2 separate regions of the Homo sapiens genome follow, and region 1 is linked to region 2. Evidence: read pairs that join two places in POLR2A ChIA-PET (ENCODE). Cell type or tissue: A673. All regions are shown on one strand. Each heading gives the region's core, and the rest is flanking DNA. Links, peaks and the distances in the headings are about the cores only.

The links. ChIA-PET counts read pairs that join two places held together with the same protein. Peaks named below come from ENCODE experiments on the same cell type or tissue, not always from the same donor. Only the 100,000 strongest peaks of a DNase experiment are listed, where the experiment ranks them.
Region 1: POLR2A ChIA-PET joins it to region 2 with 9 read pairs; 2 of 35 experiments call an interaction of 5 or more read pairs at or near these places.

Annotation. Positions count from the first base shown.
Region 1 is chr6:154,997,653-155,009,264 of GRCh38, forward strand. All of the region lies in intron 1 of TIAM2 (TIAM Rac1 associated GEF 2), which reads left to right. It also overlaps the pseudogene LOC100421330. Among named protein-coding and RNA genes, the nearest start is that of TIAM2, 8.1 kb to the left of the region's middle. In A673, for the core only: no CTCF peak of the experiment used is centred there; no DNase peak of the experiment used is centred there.
Region 2 is chr6:154,678,696-154,690,307 of GRCh38, forward strand. No RefSeq gene overlaps it. Among named protein-coding and RNA genes, the nearest start is that of SCAF8, 49 kb to the right of the region's middle. In A673, for the core only: no CTCF peak of the experiment used is centred there; a DNase peak (open chromatin) is centred at 5,186.

The DNA.
Region 1 (11,612 bases), core at 3,929-6,428, 320 kb after region 2:
TTTTTTGAGACAGGATCTCCCTTTGTTGACCAGGCTGGAGTGCAGTGATATGATCTCAGCTCACCGCAGCCTCAGCCTCCCCAGCTCAATTGATCTTCCTTCTCTGCCTTCCAAGTAGCTGGACTACAGACGCGTGCCACCACACCTGGCTAATTAAAAACATTTTGTAGAGAGGGGGTTTCGCCATGTTGCCCAGGCTGGTCTCAAACACCTGAGCTCAAGTGATCCACCCTCCTCAGCCTCCCAAAGTGCTGGGATTGTAGGCATGAGCCACCGTGTCCGGCCAGAAAAGATTACTTCTCACGAACTCTAGAAAGAAGTAAGAGTTTGGGGGCAGATTTTTTTTGTATAAGTCAGTATACAGAAATCTGCTTCAGTTTGCTTTATCTTATGTCTGGGCTGTTCAAATGATGCTTAGACAGATGTCTTCTCCTTGATTACAGGGAAGAATCTGCGAGTGTGAATTCATGGGTGGGCGTCAGGGATTTGTGTCAACATGTGGTGCTTTGTCAGCTGATGACTTTTCTAGCCACTCAGGTTTACGTGTCTAATCGTGATTTGCTAAGAGAGATAAGGGGGCAAGAAACTTGCAAGTAAGGCCCTAAAGAGCTTTGCTCGCATAAACATGTGCTAATAAATTGCATTGGAGTGCCGTTTTGTATATAAGAATTTAAGCCATCCTAAAGTGAGATGTCACAGAATTAAACTAAGAAAGTAAGAAGGGTTTGAGTCTGATTTATTTAGGATCTCCAATGAGATCAGTATTTAATATCACAGTTTTATGCATGAAAAATGCAGTTTTCATTGGGAAGGGGCCATTTGCAAGCTGAATTGGCTGCAAGAGTTGTAAAAATGCTCCAAATTTTGTATGTAGTTAAAAATTAACAATTTGTGGGGTGATCTGGTGGCATTTTTCAAGCTACAATCAATATGTGAATTATCATGCAAGCATTTATAAGATTGTGATATAAAATTATATACTTGTAGATGTCAAAAGTGTTTGCTAGTTATATGGAATCTTGGAATCTCTAGAATTCATAACATTGGAATAACTTTAAGGATAATATGGATCAATTCTCCCATTTTATGGGTAAGGAAACTGAGTCCCAGGAACTTATCCAGGGTCACTGAGCTTGTGTAGAGGCATAGCCAGGACGAGCTTTCAGATTTCCTGGCTTCGACTTCATATTCAAGTACCTATAAGAACAGCCTTCTGTATATTCCATCATTGGCCTCACTTGGGAAATCTTGAAAGTATAGGCTTAATTTTAAGATCTCAGGGAAAGAAAAGATTTTCAGTGCCAAACACAATGCCCTGGGTAAAGTAGGCATGTGATAAATATTTGCTGAATGGAGGAATGAATGAACAAACCCGATGACAACTTCCTTATTTAAAGTAATTGATAAGAAATGATGCAAAGTCCATTTGGAGTGGAATTTGGCCCATGTGTTTGTATTTCTTAAATGCCATAAAAAGTATTGGTTAAACTTTATGGGAAAGATGGGCATCTCTATTATATATTCAAAGACATTTGATATGCTATAGGAAAATTAATTAATTAATTAATTAATTTTTTTGAGACAGAGTCTCGCTCTGTCACCCAGGTTGGAGTGCAGTGGCGATCTCAGCTCACTGCAACCTCCATCTCCTGAGTTCAAGCGATTCTCCTGCCTCAGCCTCCCGAGTAGCTGGGATTGCACCCACCACCACACCTGGCTAATTTTTGTATTTTTAGTAGAGATGGGGTTTTGCCATGTTGGCCAGGCTGGTCTCGAACTCCTGACCTCAGGTGATCCACCTGCCTCGGACTCCCAAAGTGCTGGGATTACAGGCGTGAGCCACCGCTCCTGGCCAGGAAAAATAATTTTTATTTCTTTATTATTTTCTATAGGAGAAGTTAGAACTCCTAACAGAAAAGCGTAATGAAAAAGCTCAGGATTTGGAATCACTAAGTTTGTCTGAAAACTAGCTTTGCTTCTGCAGACCATAAATGTCACCGGCCTCAGTTTCTTGTAACTTCTTTTTTTATTTTTTTTTGAGACGGAGTCTCACTCTGTAGCCCAGGCTGGAGTGCTGTGGTGCCATCTTGGCTCACTGCAACTTCTGCCTCCCGGGTCCTGGTTCAAGCAATTCTCCTGCCTCAGCCTCCCGAGTAGCTGGGATTACAGGTACGTGCCACCATGCCCAGCTAATTTTTGCATTTTTAGTACAGACGGGGTTTCTCCATGTTGGTCAGGTTGGTCTTGAACTCCTGACCTTGTGATCCGCCCGCCTCGGCCTCCCAAAGTGCTGGGATTACAGGTGTGAGCCACCGCGCCCAACCTCTTGTAACTCCTTAAATCTTAGAGTTGTTACAAAGATCAAATGAGCTGAAGTGCATGAAAGCACTTTGCAAACTTTGGAACAATGAACAGTAAGAGGAGTTAGAAGCTGTGGCAGTGACTACTTGGCCTGTGCATACATCATCTCATTTATTCCTCTGAATTTAAAAAAAGTAGACTTTTGTGGAATAAGGAAGAAATTCATGCTTAAACAACTCCCTCAATGTTAAACATGTATCGAGTGAGCCCCCTATGATGTGTTAAGAACTGTTAAGCTGGGCTGGGTGCGGTGGCTCACGCCTATAATCCCAGCACTTTGGGAGGCCAAGGGGCGGATCACCTGAGGTCGGGAGTTCAAGACCAGCTGACCAACATGGAGAAACCCCGTCTTTACTAAAAATACAAAAATTAGTGGGCGTGGTGGCACATGCCTGTAATCCCAGCTACTTGGGAAACTGAAGCAGGAGAATCACTTGAACCCGGGAGGCAGAGGTTGTGGTGAGCTGAGATTGCGCCATTGCACTCCAGCCTGGGCAACAAGAGGGAAACTGTTGCAAAAAAAAAAAAAAAAAAAGCATCCAAAAAACTGTTACGCTCTCAACACGATGGTCAGTAAGAGAACTTACTTTAAGTAGAGAACAGTAAGTGACATTAAGTGACACAAAAGCAAATTCCTTAAGTTTTAGGTGGAGGAGTGATAGGTCAGATTTGCATTTGAAACCAGTTCCGTTCAGGCACCTTGGCTTACGCCTATAATCCCAGTACTCTGGGAGGCCGACGCTGGGGATCACTTGAGGTTGGGAGTTCAAGACCAGCCTGGCCAACATGGTGAAACCCTGTCTCTACTAAAAATACAAAAATTAGCTGGGTGTGGTGGTGCACATCTGTAGTCCGAGCTACTCGGGAGGTTGGGGCACGAGAATTGCTTGAATCCGAGAGGTGGAGGTTGCAGTAAACCAGGATTGCGTCACTGCACTCCAGCCTGGGCGACAGAGCGAGACCCCATCTCAAACAAACAAACAAAAAAAGAAACCAGTTTCTTTTTAGATTGTTGTGAGTAGATTTAGGGAAGCAAGCCTGGAAGAAAGAAAGTCAGTGGTAACAGTGTAGATCATCAAAGGTGGTGGCAGTAGAATAGTGGGGACAGACATGGAAGAAGATTCCAGAAATATAAAGGAAGTGCAGTGGACTTGGTGACTGAGAAAATGGAGGGCAGGGAGAATCACATCCAGTAAAGGATGACACCCAGGCTGCTCACCCATATGACAACCTAGAAGGAGAAGGTTGGAGACCTGTGGGATCCTTTACCCAAGTTCACGTAGTTTGAAATTGCACAGCTGAGATTTGAATCCAGGTCTGTCTGACCACATGATCCTTCCACTCTTCTATCCTGACCCAATGGTTAGCATGCCCTTAATTGTAAACAAATAAAGGATCTTAATAAAAATCATCTAGCATTTGAAAGCTTTTATTTTTTGTGAAATGTTTTTTCATAACATTAAGGAAAAAAAAATGCCCACGGATGGTTACCGCCAGCAGACATAGGCTGGTGCCCTGAGAAGGTTCCCTGCCAGAAGCGTATAATGTATTTCCTCTCCTGGATGTTACATGGCCTGGGCCCTGGCCCACTCCTCTCCAGGCATTCCATCGAGCTGGAAATTGGTCTGCTTTGTTTTCATTTATGAGGTTTGTAGATTGAGTAACAGAATCTGGACTACAGTGTTCATTGTGTTTTCATGGTGTTGGATTACAAGCTTTCTTTTAAATTCATGGTTAGGTTTCTGAATGTGCCTTTTGGACATAGTTCTTCATGAGTTCCCATTACTAAGTGATTTCTTTGCATTGGGAACAGTATGTAAAACTCGAATTTTGAAGCTTCTTTTGTCAGTAGTTTGGGAAATGGCTTAATAAATAAGCTTGCAAATCTTTCCTTATGCTGGTGAAAGTGAAGGATTCTCATTGCTTTTAAAATATAGTGATGAATTTTAGTGCAATATTTTGTGTTATTTTAAAATTCAAAAAAATTATATTGTTGTTGTCTAGTAAAGAGCATTCTGTGCCTTAAGATTTTCATCTCTAAAAGAAGGATGACAGCAGCGCCTTCTTAGAATATTGTTTTGAGGATTGAGAAATTAATGAATTAACATAATACAGCTGGGTGTAGTGGCTCACGCCCATAATCCCAGCACTTTGGTCGGCTGAGGCGGGATGATCACTTGAGGCCAAGTATTTGAGACCAGCCTAGGCAACATAGTAAGACCCTGTCTCTGTAAAAAAAATACAAAAATTAGCTGGGCATAGTGGCATATGCCTGTAGTCCCAGCTACTAAGGAGGCTGAGATGGGAGGATTGTTTGAACCCAGGAGGTCGAGGCAACAGTGAGCCATGATCACGCCACTGTACTCCAGCCTGGGTGACAGAGCAAGACCTCGTCTCAAAATAAAATAAAATTAGCATAATATGCTTAGAACCTGGCCTGACGAAATGAGAAAGTTCACTAAGTGTTTTCTATTTCTTTCTGTCATTTTTTTCCTTGCATTATTCCCTGTCTGGTTAACCCCCAGTCATCCACGGAGACCCAGAAAAGCCTTCCATCTGAGTTGCTTCTTAGGTACTTGTGTCTATATCAATTGTTGCATTCATCATATAATATTTAATTCTTGATGACTTCTCCATCACACAGGGAGTGCTTTGCTTGTTTTATTTATTTATTTATTTATTTTTGACACGGAGTTTCGTTCTGTTGCTCAGGCTGGAGTGCAGTGGTATGATCTCAGCTCACTGCGAACTCTGCCTCCAGGGTTCGAGCAGTTCTCCTGGCTTAGCTTCCCAAGTAGTTGGGATTACAGGCACCCACCACCACATCCAGCTAAGTTTTGTGTGTGTGTGTTTTTTTTTTAGTAGAGACAGGGTTTCACCATGTTGACCAGGCTAGTCTCGAACTCTTGACCTCAGGTGATCTGCCCTCCTTGGCCTCCCAAAGTGTTGGGATTATAGGTGTGAGCCACTGAGCCCAGCCATGCTTGTTTTATTTTTGTACCACTTTTATATCCAGCCTGGTGCTTTAGTGAACACTCTTAAATGGTGGTTGACAGAATGTGTGAAGTGTTCATTGAAATTGTTTTTAAAAGTATTATAATATGATTATGAGATTGAGAGACCCTTTGCCAAATATTTGACTCTCTAAATGGACTTTATCAATAACAAAGTGCTGAAAGTTAAAATACATAAAGGTTGATCCGTTTTTTTCCGAAGCGTGGAATTGTGGCAAGGTTATTGTATTGGATATTAACAGCTCTAGATTCTGTTGTGGAATATACCTTTTACCCATTTGGCAGGTCACCTAAACATTTGAGGGAGCCAGGTGTAGTGGTGCACGCCTGTAATCCAAGCTACCCAAGAGGCTGAGGCACAAGAATTACTTGAACCCGGGAGGCAGAGGTTGCAGTGAGCCGAGATCACACCACTGCACTTCAGCCTAGGCAACAGAGTGAGACTCTGTCTCAAAAAAGAAAAGAAATTACTTGTCCCCATTTTCACAGCCTCCCTGGCCCCAGAGAACAGAAAAGTCAGAGAGGTGGAAGACTCGACGCTCCCAGCTGTGCCTCAGCTGTGGGCCAAGTCTCCACCGGGGCCAAAGGGGACACTCTTGTGGGAGGAGCAGAGGGGCCCACATCTCCCCTCTCGGCTCCCCCATGCACACTGCCTTATCTCTCCCCCTCTAGCCAGGAATCGGTTGTGTGTTTCCTCTGCCAATTTACTGTGATTGTGTATGTGCTGCTACCACCGCAGCTGCCACGGTGGGGCAGGGAGGAGGCCAACATGGTGAAACCCTGTCTATACTAAAAATACAAAAATTAGCTGGGTGTAGTGGCAGCTGCCTGTACTCCCAGCTACTCAGGAGGCTGAGGCAGGGAGAATCACCTGAACCTGGGAGATGGAGGTTGCAGTGAGCCAAGATTGACGGAGCGAGACTCCATCTCTCCCAACTCCCCCCAGAAAAGTGCATTCTGTTGAGTCTGTTGTGTGAGATGTTTTGCACTTATGTGACTTTTATCAGTGCCTTTGCTTTTTGTATTTTTAGTAGAGATGGGGTTTTGCCCTGTTGGCCAGGCTGTCCTGAACTCCTGACCTCAGGTGATCTGCCTGCCTCGGCCTCCGAAAGTACTGGGATTACAGGCATGAGCCACCGTGCCTAGCTGTGATGAGTAATTTCTGCACCAGTCCTGCTGTAGGCTACCTGCAAGACAAGATGTTTGATTGGAAGGCTGGTCAGAGTCACTTCTAGCTCCTGGTCTGTAGTCTTTCCAGAGTCTTCCTAGTGTGCCTCAGTAAGTCAGAGTAGTCAAGGCCCATACTCTGTATGTAGTAGCCAGGCTAATCCTTGGAGTTCACCCCAAATTTCCAATACCATCTTTCTGTTTTTGTTTGTTTTAGATGGAGTCTTGCTCTGTCACCCAGGCTGGAGTGCAGTGACATGATCTTGGCTCACTGCAACCCCCACCTCCTGGGTTCACGCGATTCTCCTGCCTCAGCCTCCCGAGTAGCTGGGACTTGTTACAGGCGCCCGCCACTACGCCCAGCTCATTTTTTGTACTTTTAGTAGAGACGGGGTTTCACCGTGTTAGCGAGGATGGCCTCAATCTCCTGACCTTGTGATCTGCCCGCCTCGGTCTCCCAAAGTGCTGGGATTATAGGCATGAGCCACTGCGCCCGGCCTCTTAATACCATCTTTTTTTCCAAGTCTGTTACTCTGTTATGTAACCTGGTATTTTGAGCTTAGCTGTAGGACATTTACTTACCAGGCGAATAGACTATTGCATCACCTTTAACTCCTCTTTCTTTGGTACCATTGCTTTGTAAATATAGTAGGCTCCAAAAGAAGATGTGCCCAAGATGGATTTATAGAGTGGGGAGAGGTCGCTGAGGTGGGCACACAGTCTGGAGCATCCCTCACTGCCAGAGTTTGCAGTGAGTCCCTCTCAGCTTCCCAGGCAGGCCTTCACTTACCTTAAGCCATTTGCCCCATGTGAAGAGGCAGAAGGCAGTCATGGAGTAACCCATGATGAGCCAGTGGATGGTCAGTTGCACCAGAGTAGAAGGCTTGGAGGATGGTAATGGAGGTCAGGTTGCCCAAGGCAAGGCTCTCTCCAATTAGCCTGGCAGCCTGAGGAGGGAGGAGTAGCTCATCAGCAGCTTGTCCCTCATTTCCCCTTTCACCTCCACCCTGGAGGCCTGCCTGTCTTTCCACAATAAAAATGAGGAATTCCGTCTGGAAGCAGGCCAGGCATCCTGAGTACAGGCTATGCCAGAGGGCCAGGAATCTTGGAGAGACCCTGAGAGAGTTTTTTGTTTTTGTTTTTGTTTTTTATTTTTTATTTTTGAGATGGAGTCTAGCTCTATTGCCCAGGCTGGAGTACAGTGGCACGATCTCGGCTCACTGCAACCTCCACCTCCTAGGTTAAAGCAATCCTCTTGCCTCAGCCTCCTGAGTAGCTAGGACTACAGGTGTGCACCACCATGCCTGGCTAATTTTTGTATTTTTACTAGAGACGGGGTTTCACCATGTTGGCCAGGCTGGTCTTGAACTTCTGACCTCAAGTGATCCACCCACCTTGGCCTCTCAAAGTGCTGGGATTACAGGGGTGAGCCACCTCACCTGGCACTGTGAGAATTCTTTACTTTTTTTTTTTTTTTTGAGATGGAGTTTTGCTCTTGTTGCCTAGGCTGGAGTGCAATGGTGTAATCTCGGCTCACTGCAACCTCTGCCTCCCGAGTTCAAGTGATTCTCCTGCCTCAGCCTCCTGAGGGATTGCAGGCGCCTGCCACCACGCCCAGCTAATTTTTCTATTTTTAGTAGAAATGGGGTTTCACCATGTTGGTCAGGCTGGTCTTGAACTCCCGACCTCAGGTGATCTGCCTGCCTCGGCATCCCAAAGTGCTGGCATCACAGGCGTGAGCCACTGCACCTGGCCAGATTCTTTACTTTCAAGGAATTTGAATCATTTGAAAAAGTCACTGGAGAAAAGGGTGGGTAAGGAGGAGCCACTGACTGACTAGTTCTTGGATCGAGCCGCCTGCCTCTGGGTCCTCGAGCCTCGAGGAGTAGAGGGCAGGGAGGCTCCCACGTGTAGCCCCCCGGGGTCCTGGAGGCAGTGCTGCCTGATTAGTTTTACAGATGGGAGGCCGACCCACGGCAGAGCTGGTGATCAGTGACCGAGTGCCTACCAAGTCCCTGACGTTGAGGTCAGTGGGGAACCAGATACACTCTAATGCTGCCCACACTCTAGTGGTAGGGACAAACAAGTAAAGAAGATGTTTATAATCAGGGCAGCAGAGGACATAAGTCCTGTGGCAGAGCTGCAGTAACACCCAGGGCTCAAGGCACTTTTTTTTTTCAAATCGGAGTCTCGATCGGGCATGGTGGCTCATGCCTGTAATCCTAGCACTTTGGGAGGCTGAGGTGGGTGGATCACAAGGTCAGGAGTTCGAGACCAGCCTAGCCAACATGGTGAAACCCTGTCTCTACTCAAAATACAAAAATTACCGGGTGTGGTGGCGCATGCCTGTAATCCCAAATACACAGGAGGCTGAGGTGGGAGAATCTCTTGAACCCTGGAGGCGGAGGTTGCAGTGAGCTGAGATTGTGCCATTGCACATCAGCCTGGGCGACATTTTTAGAGACTGTCTCCCCCACCTCCCCCCACCAAAAAAAAAAAAAAAGAAAAAAAAAAGACACAGTGTTACTCTGTTGCCCAGGCTGGAGTGCAGTGGCGTGATCTCGGCTCACCACAACCTCCACCTCCCGGGTTCAAGCGATTCTCCTGCCTCAGCCTCCTGAGTAGCTGGGATTACAAGTGCCCACCACCACACCCAGCTAATTTTTTTGTATTTTTAGTAGAGATGAGGTTTCACCATGTTGGCCAGGCTGGCCTCAAACTCTTGACCTCAAGTGATCCACTTGCCTTGGCCTCCCAAAGTGTTGGGATTACAGGCATGAGCCACTGTGCCCGGCCAATTTTTGTATTTTTTGTGGAGAAAGGGTCTTGCCATGTTGCTCAGGCTGGTCTACTAGGATTACAGGTGTAAGCCACTGCGGCTGGTCTGCTACTGGCTTTTTGATCGTACTTTGAGAAACTGCCCTAAATAAAGTAAGACTTGCGCTTGTAGGGCATTCAGTGTGTGGAGGGTGTGGGGGAGTGGAGTCAAGGTCTCTCTTCCCGTCTCTTTTCCCTGCATGATGCCCCTTTGCATAGGCTTGCATAGGATTGTGAGGATCTAACCATGTTAGTTAACTTGCCAGAGATGGGCAAGAGATTTGTAGGCCAGTCACATATAAATGCAGCACAGGTTTTCTTATTTCAGGGTGATCCATGGTTTGACAGGAACCATTTTTCTTTTTCTTTCTTTCTTTCTTTTTTTTTTTTTGAGAGGGAGTCTCGCTCTGTCGCCCAGGCTGGAGTACAGTGGCACAATCTCGGCTCACTGCAAGCTCCGCCTCCCGGGTTCACGCCATTCTTAAGGAAATTTTTAAGGAAAACATCTGGTTTCTAAAGAAGAGGTTTGTTGAATATATTAGTTATAAGCATACTGACAGTGAAAACGATTAGGTAAAATGTCAGGTTACTTAAAAACATCATTTTGTAATGAATATTAGTGAGAAAGCATTTCTGTCTCTTCAATAAAGGCCATTTCCTGAGGGATACCAACAGGCAGGACTTTGCTTAGTTCTATTTCAGTTTACCATGTAATTGGAATTTTAAAATGACCTGTCTTAAAAAATCTGGGGATGTCACTAAGTCAGACTGTCATCAGTTTCACCCTGGCCATTAGTCTAAACGTGTGAGGAAATTGAGCCCGTCGGATGGTTGCCATTGCAGGAGTCTTGGTGTGTGTCGAGAAGAGAATGTCACTGCAGCGTGGCATTTTCTGAAAAGCTGTCTGTCACTGAAGCTAAATTTTGATAGCTTGATAAATCACATTAGAAAATTCACTAAGGCGTGGAGTGTACAGAGTTGGCAGCCAACAGTTGGAATTTTCGGCAAACCAACAAGTGGGTTGTTCCGAAATATGTGGACACGTACATATGTAATTGTCGACCTTAAATAATACATCATATGGCTTTTTCCATTGTCTAAAGGAAAATCTCTAAACATTTATAGAGTGCATTGAAAATTCTTGAATAATTTCAAGATATAAAAGTACATTTATATTTCTGTGTGTGATAGATGATAATATGACACACTTGAAAACTGTGTTTGTTGTAATTTCTCATTTGGCATTCTTAAAATTTGCTAAAATAGCATGACACTGAGATGTGGCTTACAGTTAGTGGTTAGTCCGGATAGTGCCTCTTATGTATATATTACGCAGAAAGTCAGCAAAATCACCTGTGCACATGACGAACATATACCTCAAACCTCAAGAAATATAAGGCACAGAGAAATCAATTGCCTCAGGCTAGGGGTGAAACACAGTCACTTTCCTACTCATTTCCAGGTCTCTGAACCAGGTTTTCCTGGAAGGAGCTGTCTCCATTTAGTAATATTGCCAAGTTTTGTCTCTTTGGTACTCACTGGTGGTCACTGATAGTCTAAGGGACCTTCCTTTTCTGGAAATAATTTTTTTTTTTTTAACCTGCTCCTTGCAGAGCAGGGCTACCCCGCAGGCAGTGTGCCCAGAGAAGCTGGAAGTAAATTTCTCAGCATCACTCAGTTCTTCTGAGGCTCAGTGTCTGGAATGTACGTATATTCCACTCTCTTGAATTATTCCTTGAAACTCAAACTTTTATTTGACCCTTTTGGATGTGGATGTTTGTATTGTGAGAAAAGAAAAATGCGCTGACTGTACTGTAGCAGTGTTTGGAAACCTTACTGTGATGTGTTTGTGTTTTCAGTGGGTGAATCTGTAGTTAGGTTCAGTGTTTTGGGGCAGTTGCTTAGCATGTACTGCCTTGGAGTTGTAGGATTGAAATAGGAGAGGAAGAGCATAATGGAAAGCACATTAGGTATTGTTCCAGAACAGAGGTTCTCAAACTTCAGGGCATCAGAATCACCTGGAGGGCTTGCTAACGCATAAATCTCTGGGTCCTGTCCTCTGTTTCTGACTCAGAAGATCTTTTTTTTTTTTTTTTTTTTTTTTTTTTGAGGCAGGGTCTCGCTCTGTCACCGAGGCTGGAGTGTAGTGGTACAATCTTGGCTCACTGCAGCCTCCACCTCCAGGGTTCGGGCGATTCTTGCACCTCAGCCTTCTGAGTAGCTGAGACTACAGCCGTGAGCCACCATGCCTGG
Region 2 (11,612 bases), core at 4,028-6,527:
ACCCCAACTCTACCAAAAATACAAAAATTAGCCGGGCATGGTGGCGTATGCCTGTAGTCCCAGCTATTCAGGAGGCTGAGACAGGAGAATTGCTTGAACCCAGGAGGCGGAGGTTGCAGTGAGCTGAGATCGCGCCACTGCACTCCAGCCTGGGTGACAGAGCGAGACTCCATCTCAAAAAAAAAAAAAAAAGGCTATTGAGGTGGCTTCCGTTATTCGTGTTTCAAATCTTCCCTGGTAAGTAGCATGCTCCAGGGTTGGGGACCACTGTGTTGGATTGTGACCCCTTTGACAACAGGAACTAATTGTCTCTGCATCCCCAGCACGTGGGTTACTGTCTCAGACATGTATGAATTTAGTAACGTCTGTTGCACGGAACAGAGGATCTGAGAAGATCTAGAAGGATGTAAAATCCAAGTGTATCCTCAAAGCACCTCCTAAGACCCTGCTATGGCTTTAGATGTAACTATTTCCCATCATTATACCTCTGTGCCTCGGAGAGAAGGCTTACCTGAGTACCGTTAAGGACACTTGGGGACTAAAGGGTGGGAGAAGAACATTGGTCAACTGCAAAATTTTTCATGGAAACGCAGAATTCATACTGATAGTGTCAGAGGTATTTGAACCACAGCAACTCCATCTTGAATAGGGGCTGGGTAAAATGAGGCTGAGACCTACTGGGCTGCATTCCCAGATGGTTAGGCATCCTAAGTCACAGGATGAGATAGGAAGTCAGCACAAAATACAGGTCATAAAGATCTTGCTGATAAAACAGTTTGCAGTAAAGAAACCGGCCAAATCCCACTAAAACCAAGATGGCGATGAGAGTGACCTCTGGTCGTCCTCACTGCTACACTCCCACCAGTGCCATGAAAGTTTACAAATGCCATGGCAATGTCAGGAAGTTGCCCTATATGGTCCGTAAAGAAGAGGCATGAAAAATCCACCCCTTGTTTAACATATCATCAAGAAATAACTTGGCCAGGTGCGGTGGCTCACGCCTGTAATCCCAGCACTTTGGGAGGCCAAGGTGGGAAGATCATGAGGTCAGGAGTTCGAGACCAGCCTGGCCAATATGATGAAACCCCATCTCTACTACAAATACAAAAATTAGCCGGGCATGGTGGCACGTGCCTGTAGTCCCAGCTACTCAGGAACCTGAGACAACTTGAACCCGGGAGGCGGAGGTTGCTGTGAGCTGAGATTGCACCACTGACTCCAGCCTGGGCAACAGAGCAAGACTCTATCTCAACAACAAAAAAAAAAAAAAGAAAGAAAGAAAAAGAAAAAAAGAAATAACTATAAAAATGGGCAATCAGCAGCCCTCGGGGCTGCTCTGTCTATGGAGTAGCCATTCTTGATTCCTTCACTTTCCTAATAAACTTGTTTTCTCTTTACTCTGCAGATTCACCCTGAATCTTGTATTGCATTAGATCCAAGAACCCTCTCTTGGGGTCTGGATCGGGACCTCTTTCCTGTAACAATAGAGCAGCAAAAATTATGAAGTTAAGCTAAAGCCTCATTGGGGGAATTGAGAAAATACCTTCAATTCCTGTTTGATAGCACCGTCCAGTCTCAAACACTGTTCACCAGAAATCTCCTGAGTCCTGTCAGCATTGGCATTTCTCTGGAGATGTGAAATTTGCTATGCCAAGGCACACGGTGCCTGATAAAACCTAACTAGCTTGACGGAAAAATGTTGAACCATCAAAGGCCTCTGAAGGATAAAGGACACGGATTTTAGAAGTTGGAAACAAAGTAACCAGGAATTTTCCCACAAGACTCTAGAGGCTGTTAGAACTATGAGAGAGCATAGGAGAATTTTTATATTACTTTAGAAAGGCTGATTGTTGTGAAGTGTGCAAACAGAAAATAGAAAGGTTTGGATTCCTGAAATTAGAAGCTATTCTTCTTTTTGTGTGTGTCTTTTTTGCAATGTAAAGCACAAACTGTGAAGGGGACAACATTTTGAAGCACTTTGTTTTGTTTTGTTGAGACATGGTCTCACTCTGTCACCCAGGCTGGAGTGCGATGGTGCGATCTCGCCCACTGCAGCCTCCACCTCCCGGGTTCAAGTAATTCTCCCACCTCAGCCTCCCAAGTAGCTGGGACTACGGTTGTGCACCACCACAGTCAGCTAATTTTTTTGTGTATTTTTTTGGTAGAGACAAGGTTTCACCATGTTGGCCAAGCTGGTCTTGAACTCCTGACCTCAAGTGATCCGCCCGCCTCGGCCTCCCAAAGTGCTGGGATTACAGGTGTGAGCCACCACACTCAGCCAACACTTTGTTATTCTTGAGTGTTCTTTCACCTTGCCATCCCAATTCAATAGAGCTCAGTTTTTGGTTTTTTGTTTCTTTTGAGACAGAATCTCACTCTGTTGCCCAGGCTGGAGTGCAGTGGGACGATCTCGGCTCATTGCAACCTCTGCCTCAGTCTCCGAGTAGCTGGGATTACAGGCACATGCCACCATGCCCGGCTAATTTTTGTATTTTTACTAGAGATGGGGTTTCGCCGTATTGGCCAGGCTGGTCTAGAACTCCTGATCTCAGGTGATCCGCCTCGGCCTCCCAAAGTGCCCGAACTACAGGCATGTGCCACCACGCCTGGCTATTTTAAAAAAATTTTGTACAGACAAGGTCTTGCTACGTTGCCCAGGCTGGTCTCAAACTCCTGAGCTCAAGCAATCCTCCCACCTCAGCCTCCCAAAGTTCTGGGATTACAGGTGTAAGCCACTGCACCCAGCCAGCTATGACTATTTGAACCTTATCCCAAGATCATATCACTACCCTTAGGACCAATTCTGTCCTTCAGTAGGATCTATTAAAGCATGTTAGGTAGTCTAACAGTATAGAACTCAGTGGGGTCTTCCTTAACTTGCTACTGCTCTCACCTTATGCCCATTTCAATATTTATACATTTACCTTTTTTCTGAGACAGTTTTTTCCTACAACATACATGGTATGACATACATAGAGAAAAGTGCACAAATCGTAAATGCTCAGTCTGTTGTCTCAAAGTGAACAGCCTCAATCACCATCACCTGCTTAAGACATAGAACACAGACAGCACCCCAGAAGCCTTCTCTATGCTCCCCACCAATCATGCTATGCTCCCTTCCTCCAAACATTCTACTATTCGGTTTTCTATTATCTGTTTCTGAGTTTTATTTACAGAGAATCATATGGTACATGTTATCTCATGCCTGGTATTTATGCTATGCATCATGTTTGTGCGATCCAACCTAGTTTTGCATATAGCAGTAATTGACTCTTTTCATTATATAGGATCCAAGGTACAAATATATTGCAATTTGTTTACTGATTCTACTGGAGATGTGTATTTGTCCCTAGATTTTGGTTCTTGTGAGTAATGCTGTTCAGAACATTCTCAGGGGTCCCCAGCACCCAGGCTGCAGACTGGTACCTGTCCATGGCCTGTTAGAAACTGGGTTTCACAGCCAGGCGCTGTGGCTCACGCCTGTAATCCCAACACTTTGGGAGGCCGAGGCAGGCGGTTCACGAGATCAGGAGTTCGAGACCAGCCTGGCCAACATAGTGAAAATCCATCTCTACTAAAAATAAAAAAATCAGCCAGGCGTGGTGGCACGCGCCTGTAATCCCAGCTACTCGGGAGGCTGAGGCAAAAGAATCACTTGAACCCAGGAGGCAGAAGTTGTGGTGAGCTGAGATAGTGCCACTGCACTCCAGCCTGGGCAACAGAGTGAGACTCCATTTAAAAAAAGAAAAGAAAAGAAAAGAAACCAGGCTTCACAGGAGGAGGTGAGTGGCAGGCACACGAGCATTACTGCCTGAGCTCGGCCTCCTGTCAGATCAGCAGAGGCATTCGATTCTTTCTTACAGGAGCATGAACCCTGCTGTGAACTGTGCATGCGAGGGATCTAGGTTGCATGCTCCTTATAAGAATGATGATCTGAGGTGGAACAGTTTTATCCCGAACCCATCCCCTGCCACACTATCTCCCAGGTCCATGGAAAAATTGTCTTCCACTAAACTGGTCCCTGGTGCTAAAAAGGTTGAGGACCGCTGTTGTATATGTCTTTTGTGTATGTGAGCATGCGTTTCCGTTAGATACATACGTAGAGGGAGTTAAGCTGCTGGGTCGTGGAGTATGCACACACTCAACTTCCGCAGATAATGCCTAAGTTTCCCGATATAGTTCTACCAGTTTACACTCACAGTGTATGAGATTTCTCATTTCTTCTTGTCCTTACCCAGAATGGTATTGTTTACTCTTTAAACTTTGTCCCTTGGGCATGTTGTGGTATCTCATTGCCATTATAATTTGCATTATAATTTGACTAATGAATTTGGACCCCCTTTCAAACGTTTATTGGTCGTTAAGTTATCATTCAAGTCTCTTGGTCACTTTCTATGAGGTTGTCTAATTTGTAGAGAGGTTCTTTGTATATTATAAATATAAGTATTTACTCGATTACACCAATTGCAAACACCCTCTCCTACTGCTTGGTTTGCCTTTTCATAACTTTAATTGTGTTTTGTTGAAAAACAGAAAGTTAATGAAGTATAATTTCTCAATTTTGTTTTTAGTTTTTCCTTATTTTTGCCCTCAGTCTCCTCTCCAATATTTGTTTTTATTTTTTATTTAACAATTTCTCAATTACTTTCTTTGAGAGGGCCTTCTACGTCCTGTTTAAGACATATTTCCACATCCAAAGTTATGAATATTTTTTCTATTTTATCTTCCAGGAGCTTTACTGCTTTCTCTTTCATAAATTACAACTCACCTGGAATTAGTTTTTTTGAATGGTGGGAAGTATGGGAGGTATAGGAAAAGTTTTATTGTTCCATATAGCTTTACAACTGACCTCGCATCATTTATTGAAAGGACTGAGCTTTCCTTACTGCTGTGTGTGTGTATGTAAGCGTGTGTTTGAAGACTACTAGTGTGAATGAAAATATCAATACTTCATATCAATACTTCATGAGTTGATTATTATAAGTGGTCACAAATAGATTCAAATACATTTGAATTTTTATTTGCTCAGTTACAATTGAGTTATACCCCATAAGAAAAGCAGAGAAAAAAGAAAAGGCAGATAAGGTTAAGACAATTAGAAACAGAAAAAGAAGGCTGAACCACATATAAAAGGGATTCCAGGGACAAGGAAATGAGTCAGAGCCTCCTAGATTTGCTCACAGAAAAAAATAAAAAAGAGAAAATATAGTATAATTAAACCTAGCTCATGGCCACAGGAAGGAGTTGAGAAGTTTGAACACATCCAGATCTCAAGAGTGGCGAGGTGTGTGGTTGTTATTTAAGTACAATTTAAACCTGAGACTGAATGAAGAGCCCATAAATCACTAGTAGAGACTGGACAGGGGCCACCCCAAGCAGTAAATTACTAAAGCAAGTGAGGACAGCAATATTCAATGAGGATATATTAAAAAACAAACAAACAGATTGATTACTGTGTAAATGTATCAATGTGCTCTCTACCCCCCACTCTAAACTTCCTCCCCGTATTAACTACAGGGAAATCATACTCATCAAATTTAGATTCTGGTAGCTCATACTTAAGTGGAAGGCAAAAAGGCATTGAAGAGTGAAAGTAGAAAGAGTTTCACTTGATACATCTTTTTCACTTTCAAAAAAGGAAGTGTCAGTTTCTGTCTCTGGCTGGTGATTGCGGAAAGAGAATGAAGAAGTTTATAACAAGGCACACATGGGGATGGGAAAGGGAGGGACTTTATTTCATAGCAGATAACAGCCACAATCATAATATACTAGCCTACTTCAGTTTATTAGCAATAGTTCTTTTTTTTTTTGAGACGGAGTCTTGCACTGTCACCCAGGTTGGAGTGCAGTGGCACTGTCTTGGCTCACTGCAACCTCTGTCTCCTGGGTTCAAGCAATTCTCCTGCCTCAGCCGCCCAAGTAGCTGGGATTACAGGTGTGCACCACCACAGCCAGCTAATTTTTATATTTTTAGTAGCGAACGGTTTTTGCCATGTTGACCAGGCTGGTCTCGAACTCCTGACCTCAGGTGATCCGCCTGCCTCAGCCTCCCAAAGGGCTGAAATTACAGGTGTGAGCCACCATGCCCGGCCAGGAATAATTCTTTAGGTCATTTTTAGACACCTGATTTACTCAATTTACTCACTAAGACCAGTTGGTGGTCATATATAGAGCTTTCAGATGAGGGGGAAACATCCCCTTTAAGATGAAAAAAAAGTCTATTATTCCTTACATTAACTTAAGCATCATCCACTATACCTGATATCTGCAAATTTTGAGTCTCTCCAAAGTACTGCAGAGTGGATTGGCTCTCTCTTAGCAGTACCCCTATTGCCCAGGCTGGAGTACAGTGGTGTGATCTCAGCTCACTGCAGCCTCCACCTCCTGGGCTCAAGCAATCCTCCCACCTCAGCCTCCCAAGTAGCTGGGACTACAGGCCTACACCACCACACCCAGCTGGTTATTTTTTATTTTTTCTAGTTACAGTATCTCATTATGTTGTCCAGGCTGGTCTCAAATTCCTGGCCTCAAGTGATCCTCCCACCTCGGTCTCCCAAAGTGCTGGGATTATAGGCATGAGCCACCATGCCTCACCTCTTTTTTTAATATGGAAGATATGACAGAGGCTCTGAATTAGTAGAGGATTTATTGATCACTGTTGATTGTCTGATTTGCACTCATTCACTATATATTTACCACTGACTTCTTACCACATAGCAAGTACAACTGCTCAAAGCACTGAAAAGCATGAGACTGGAGGGGTGCAATGGCTCACACCTGTAATCCCAGCACTTTGGGAGGTCACAAGGGCAGATTGCCTGAGGCCAGGAGTTTGAGACCAGCCTGGGCAACATAGTGAGACCCCCTGTTAATACAAAAAAATTAAAAAATTAGCTGGGCATGGTGGGACGCTGGAATTAATACAAAAAAATTTAAAAAATTAGCTGGGCACACTGGTAGTCCCAGCTACTTAGGAGGCTGAGATGGAAGATCTCTTGAATCCGGGAGGTTGATGCTGCAGTGACCTATGATCATGCCACTGCACTCTAGCCTGGGTGACAGAGACTCTGACTTAAAAAAAAAAAAAGTGAGACCCCTCCAAAAGTTCTCATATTCTCTCTTTTTTTTTTTTCTTGAGACAGAGTCTTGCTCTGTCGACCAGGCTGGAGTGCAGTGACATGATCTCAGCTCACTGCAACCTCCGCCTCCCATGTTCAAGCAATTCTCCTGCCTCAGCCTCTGTAGTAGCTGGGATTACAAGTGCGCACCACCACACCCAGCTAATTTTTGTATTTTCAGTAGAGACGGGGTTTTGCCATGTTGGCCAGGCTGGTCTCAAACTCTTGACCTCACGTGATCCACCTGCCTCAGCCTCCCAAAGTGCTGGGATTATAGGCGTGAGCCACCACGCCCAGCCAATTCTCATATTCTTGACCTGAAATTGTTTACAGTCTAACGGTGAAGAGGAGAGATAAATAGATACAGGTACTACATGAGATACCATGACACCATGGAAAGAGGGAACTCAAGTTTATCTTGAGACAGGGAAATAATTATAGAAGCAGTGATGTTTTTGCCTCGACTTAGAAGAGTAGGAGTTTGGAACCTATACAAGTTGGGTAAACAGCATGTAAAAAACAAGGTGTTCAGAGAGCATGGTACCACTGAGAACTTACAAGTGGCTTGATATTTTTGGAGCATGAAGTGTCACAAGAGAATAATTATAAGTTGGCACCACATGCAGCAAATGCAAATTAGTGTGACATGGACAGTTGCTGTGACAGAAGTATTTTATAAAGAAGGTTGTTATCAACCTGCAAAAACACTTTAAAAATGGTACAGAAAACTTAGTGTTTTCTTCTAAGCCAAATTCATATTTCAGCCTCTTTGAACTCTGGTTAGATTGTCTCTCAGTTTCTTTTAATAAATTACTTTGGTCCCCTCTCCCTCTCCCTCTCCCTCTCCCCATGGTCTCCCTCTCCCCATGGTCTCCCTCTCCCTCTCTTTCCACGGTCTCCCTCTCATGCCGAGCCGAAGCTGGACTATACTGCTGCCATCTCGGCTCACTGCAACCTCCCTGCCTGATTCTCCTGCCTCAGCTTGCCGAGTACCTGCGATTGCAGGCGCGCGCCGCCCCGCCTGACTGGTTTTCGTATTTTTTTGGTGGAGACGGGGTTCCGCTGTGTTGGCCGGGCTGGTCTCCAGCTCCTAACCGCGAGTGATCCGCCAGCCTCGGCCTCCCGAGGTGCCGGGATTGCAGACGGAGTCTGGTTCACTCGGTGCTCAATGGCGCCCAGGCTGGAGTGCAGTGGCGTGATCTCGGCTCGCTACAACCTCCATCTCCCAGCCGCCTGCCTTGGCCTCCCAAAGTGCCAAGATTGCAGCCTCTGCCCGGCCGCCACCCCGTCTGGGAAGTGAGGAGCGTCTCTGCCTGGCCGCCCATCGTCTGGGATGTGAGGAGCCCCTCTGCCTGGCTGCCCAGTCTGGAAAGTGAGGAGCGCCTCTTCCCGCCGCCATCCCATCTAGGAAGTGAGGAGCGTCTCTGCCCGGCCGCCCATCGTCTAGGATGTGGGGAGCACCTCTGCCACGCCGCCCCGTCTGGGATGTGAGGAGCGCCTCGGCCCGGCCGCGACCCCGTCTGGGAGGTGAGGGGCGTCTCTGCCCGGCCGCCCCGTCTGAGAAGTGAGGAGCCTCTCCGCCCGGCAGCCACCCCGTCTGGGAAGTGAGGAGCGTCTCCGCCCAGCAGCCACCCCGTCCGGGAGGGAGGTGGGGGGGTCAGCCCCCCGCCCGGCCAGCCGCCCCATCCGGGAGGTGAGGGGCGCCTCTGCCCGGCCGCCCCTACTGGGAAGTGAGGAGCCCCTCTGCCCGGCCGCCCCTACTGGGAAGTGAGGAGCCCCTCTGCCCGGCCAGCCGCCCCGTCCGGGAGGGAGGTGGGGGGGGTCAGCCCCCTGCCCGACCAGCCGCCCAGTCCGGGAGGTGAGGGGCGCCTCTGCCTGGCCGCCCCTACTGGGAAGTGAGGAGCCCCTCTGCCCGGCCACCACCCCGTCTGGGAGGTGTGCCCAACAGCTCATTGAGAACGGGCCATGATGACAATGGCGGTTTTGTAGAATAGAAAGGGGGGAAAGGTGGGGAAGAGATTGAGAAATCGGATGGTTGCCGTGTCTGTGTAGAAAGAAGTAGACATGGGAGACTTTTCATTTTGTTCTGTACTAAGAAAAATTCTTCTGCCTTGGGATCCTGTTGATCTGTGACCTTACCCCCAACCCTGTGCTCTCTGAAACATGTGCTGTGTCCACTCAGAGTTAAATGGATTAAGGGCGGTGCAAGATGTGCTTTGTTAAACAGATGCTTGAAGGCAGCATGCTCGTTAAGAGTCATCACCACTCCCTAATCTCAAGTACCCAGGGACACAAACACTGCGGAAGGCCGCAGGGTCCTCTGCCTAGGAAAACCAGAGACCTTTGTTCACTTGTTTATCTGCTGACCCTCCCTCCACTATTGTCCTATGACCCTGCCAAATCCCCCTCTGTGAGAAACACCCAAGAATGATCAATAAAAAAAAAAAAAAAATTACTTTGGTTGGGTTTTCTTCCTTTAGAAATGGTATTTTCTCCTTCCCTTAGGAAATAGGTGGAAGGTCAGACTAACTTCTCACACACTCCATCCTTTGTCAGACAGTCATAGCTATGTTTTTATAAAACTCTAAATGGCCATTTATTACTTTGATCAGATTAATAGATTGTAGGGTAGTAAAACAGATCATTCCATTCGATTTCAAGTGGAAATATAGGAGTTATTCACTCCTTTCCCATTTTAAGAAACCAGAGGTAGCCTCTGTTTTCTCATTATCTTCTATGCATTCTGGAGATTAACAAATTCACTAAAAGACACTCAAGAGTAAAAACTTTCAAGATCAAATGAGTTGCTGGTAGAACTGAAATTGAAGAAGACATTTTAGCATTAAATCAAGGTCTCAGCCACTGAACTTCTTTTTTTTTTTGAGACGGAGTCTCGCTCTGTGGCCCAGGCTGGAGTGCAGTGGCGCAATCTCAGCTCACTGCAAGCTCCGCCTCCCGGGTTCACGCCATTCTCCTGCCTCAGCCTCCCGAGTAGCTGGGACTACAGGCGCCCGCCACCACGCCCAGCTAATTTTTTGTATTTTTAGTAGAGACAGGGTTTCACCGTTTTAGCCAGGATGGTCTCGATCTCCTGACCTCATGATCTGCCCGCCTCGGCCTCCCAAAGTGCTGGGATTACAGGCGTGAGCCACCGCGCCCGGCCACTGAACTTCTTAAAAAATCAAAATTGATAATGAAATTTAAGATATTGGGCTCCTGTTTCATAGACCTCACTTTTTCATTTCCTATTCCTGCCTTACTTAAATATTAATGAAGGATTTTCTTTTTCTTGAATTGGTTCCAACACCAGTGTTTAAATATAGAAGCTCTTGGAGGAGCAAGCATTTAACCAGAATTTACTCCTAAACAATCCTTCATGCCCATTTTCACTTGTAACATTGAAGTTGTTAATTTACTTTTCTATTACTTTCCTAACCAAATAAACAAGAGCATCTTAAACTAAAAAGCTTTTGTTCTTCATAAATATTTCTACTAGGGACCAACATTGCAAATAGCATTTTTTGAAAAGGTTTGTCTAAGCAAAATTTTTACCAGGTGATCCATATATGTAGTAGGAATTTGTAAAGCATCTACTATCAGCATAATGTTAGGCATGAAGTAGCAAACAGAATAAATATAAATATAGTCCCCATACCTGAGGAATATATTATCTTAATGAGGAGGAATACAGAGGAAACAGGCAAGTAATAATATAAGGCTATCAATGATCCATGACAAAGGAGAGGTCATTAAGTCTTTTTGCTACACTTTCCTATCAAAAGTAGGCCCTGGAGGAGATTCCTAGACTCCTCTAGAGAGTTTATTGATGAGATCTGGGAAGGAGCCAGGAATCTGAATTTATAAGAGCCAGCTGCTATTATTAAGATAAAAGCCAAAGCAAAATGAGCTGGTTTGCCCAAGGTGTGTTTCATTAAAGAAATGACCGACCAGCTGAACCTAATACCCTGAAAAGGATTTAATTAGGTTTGAGAAGCAAAAGGAAGTAGTGTGTGTGCATTTTAAAAAGAGGAAAGCTAGATGATGTGTTTGGCTGGAGCTGTAGGATTCATCTTAGACATAGCAAGAGTCAAAAGTGAAACAAAATTTAATCAAGCATTTATTCAGGCCAAGAACACTTTTATTTTGTAGACAGGGCAAAGGTATTTGAGTTGAGGAATGAAGGGATGAGATCAGCTTTTTAGCAACATTAATCAAGCAGAGGCATTTAAGATATATGTATCGTGAAAACCAGGAGGACAAGGCTACTCATTCATTTATTCATGCATCCATGCATGCATTCATTCATTCACTTAGCAAGTATATATTGAGCACTCAAATTCTCAGAAATGCCTTGTGCTAAGTAAGAAGTACGCACAGTTGTAAGCACCAACGGCCAGAAGAACTGTAACGCCAATTTTGTGAGTTATCTATGTTTAATCTTTTTTGTTACCTAAAATTTCTTCTTGTAGCCTGACTTAATTTAGGACTATCCTA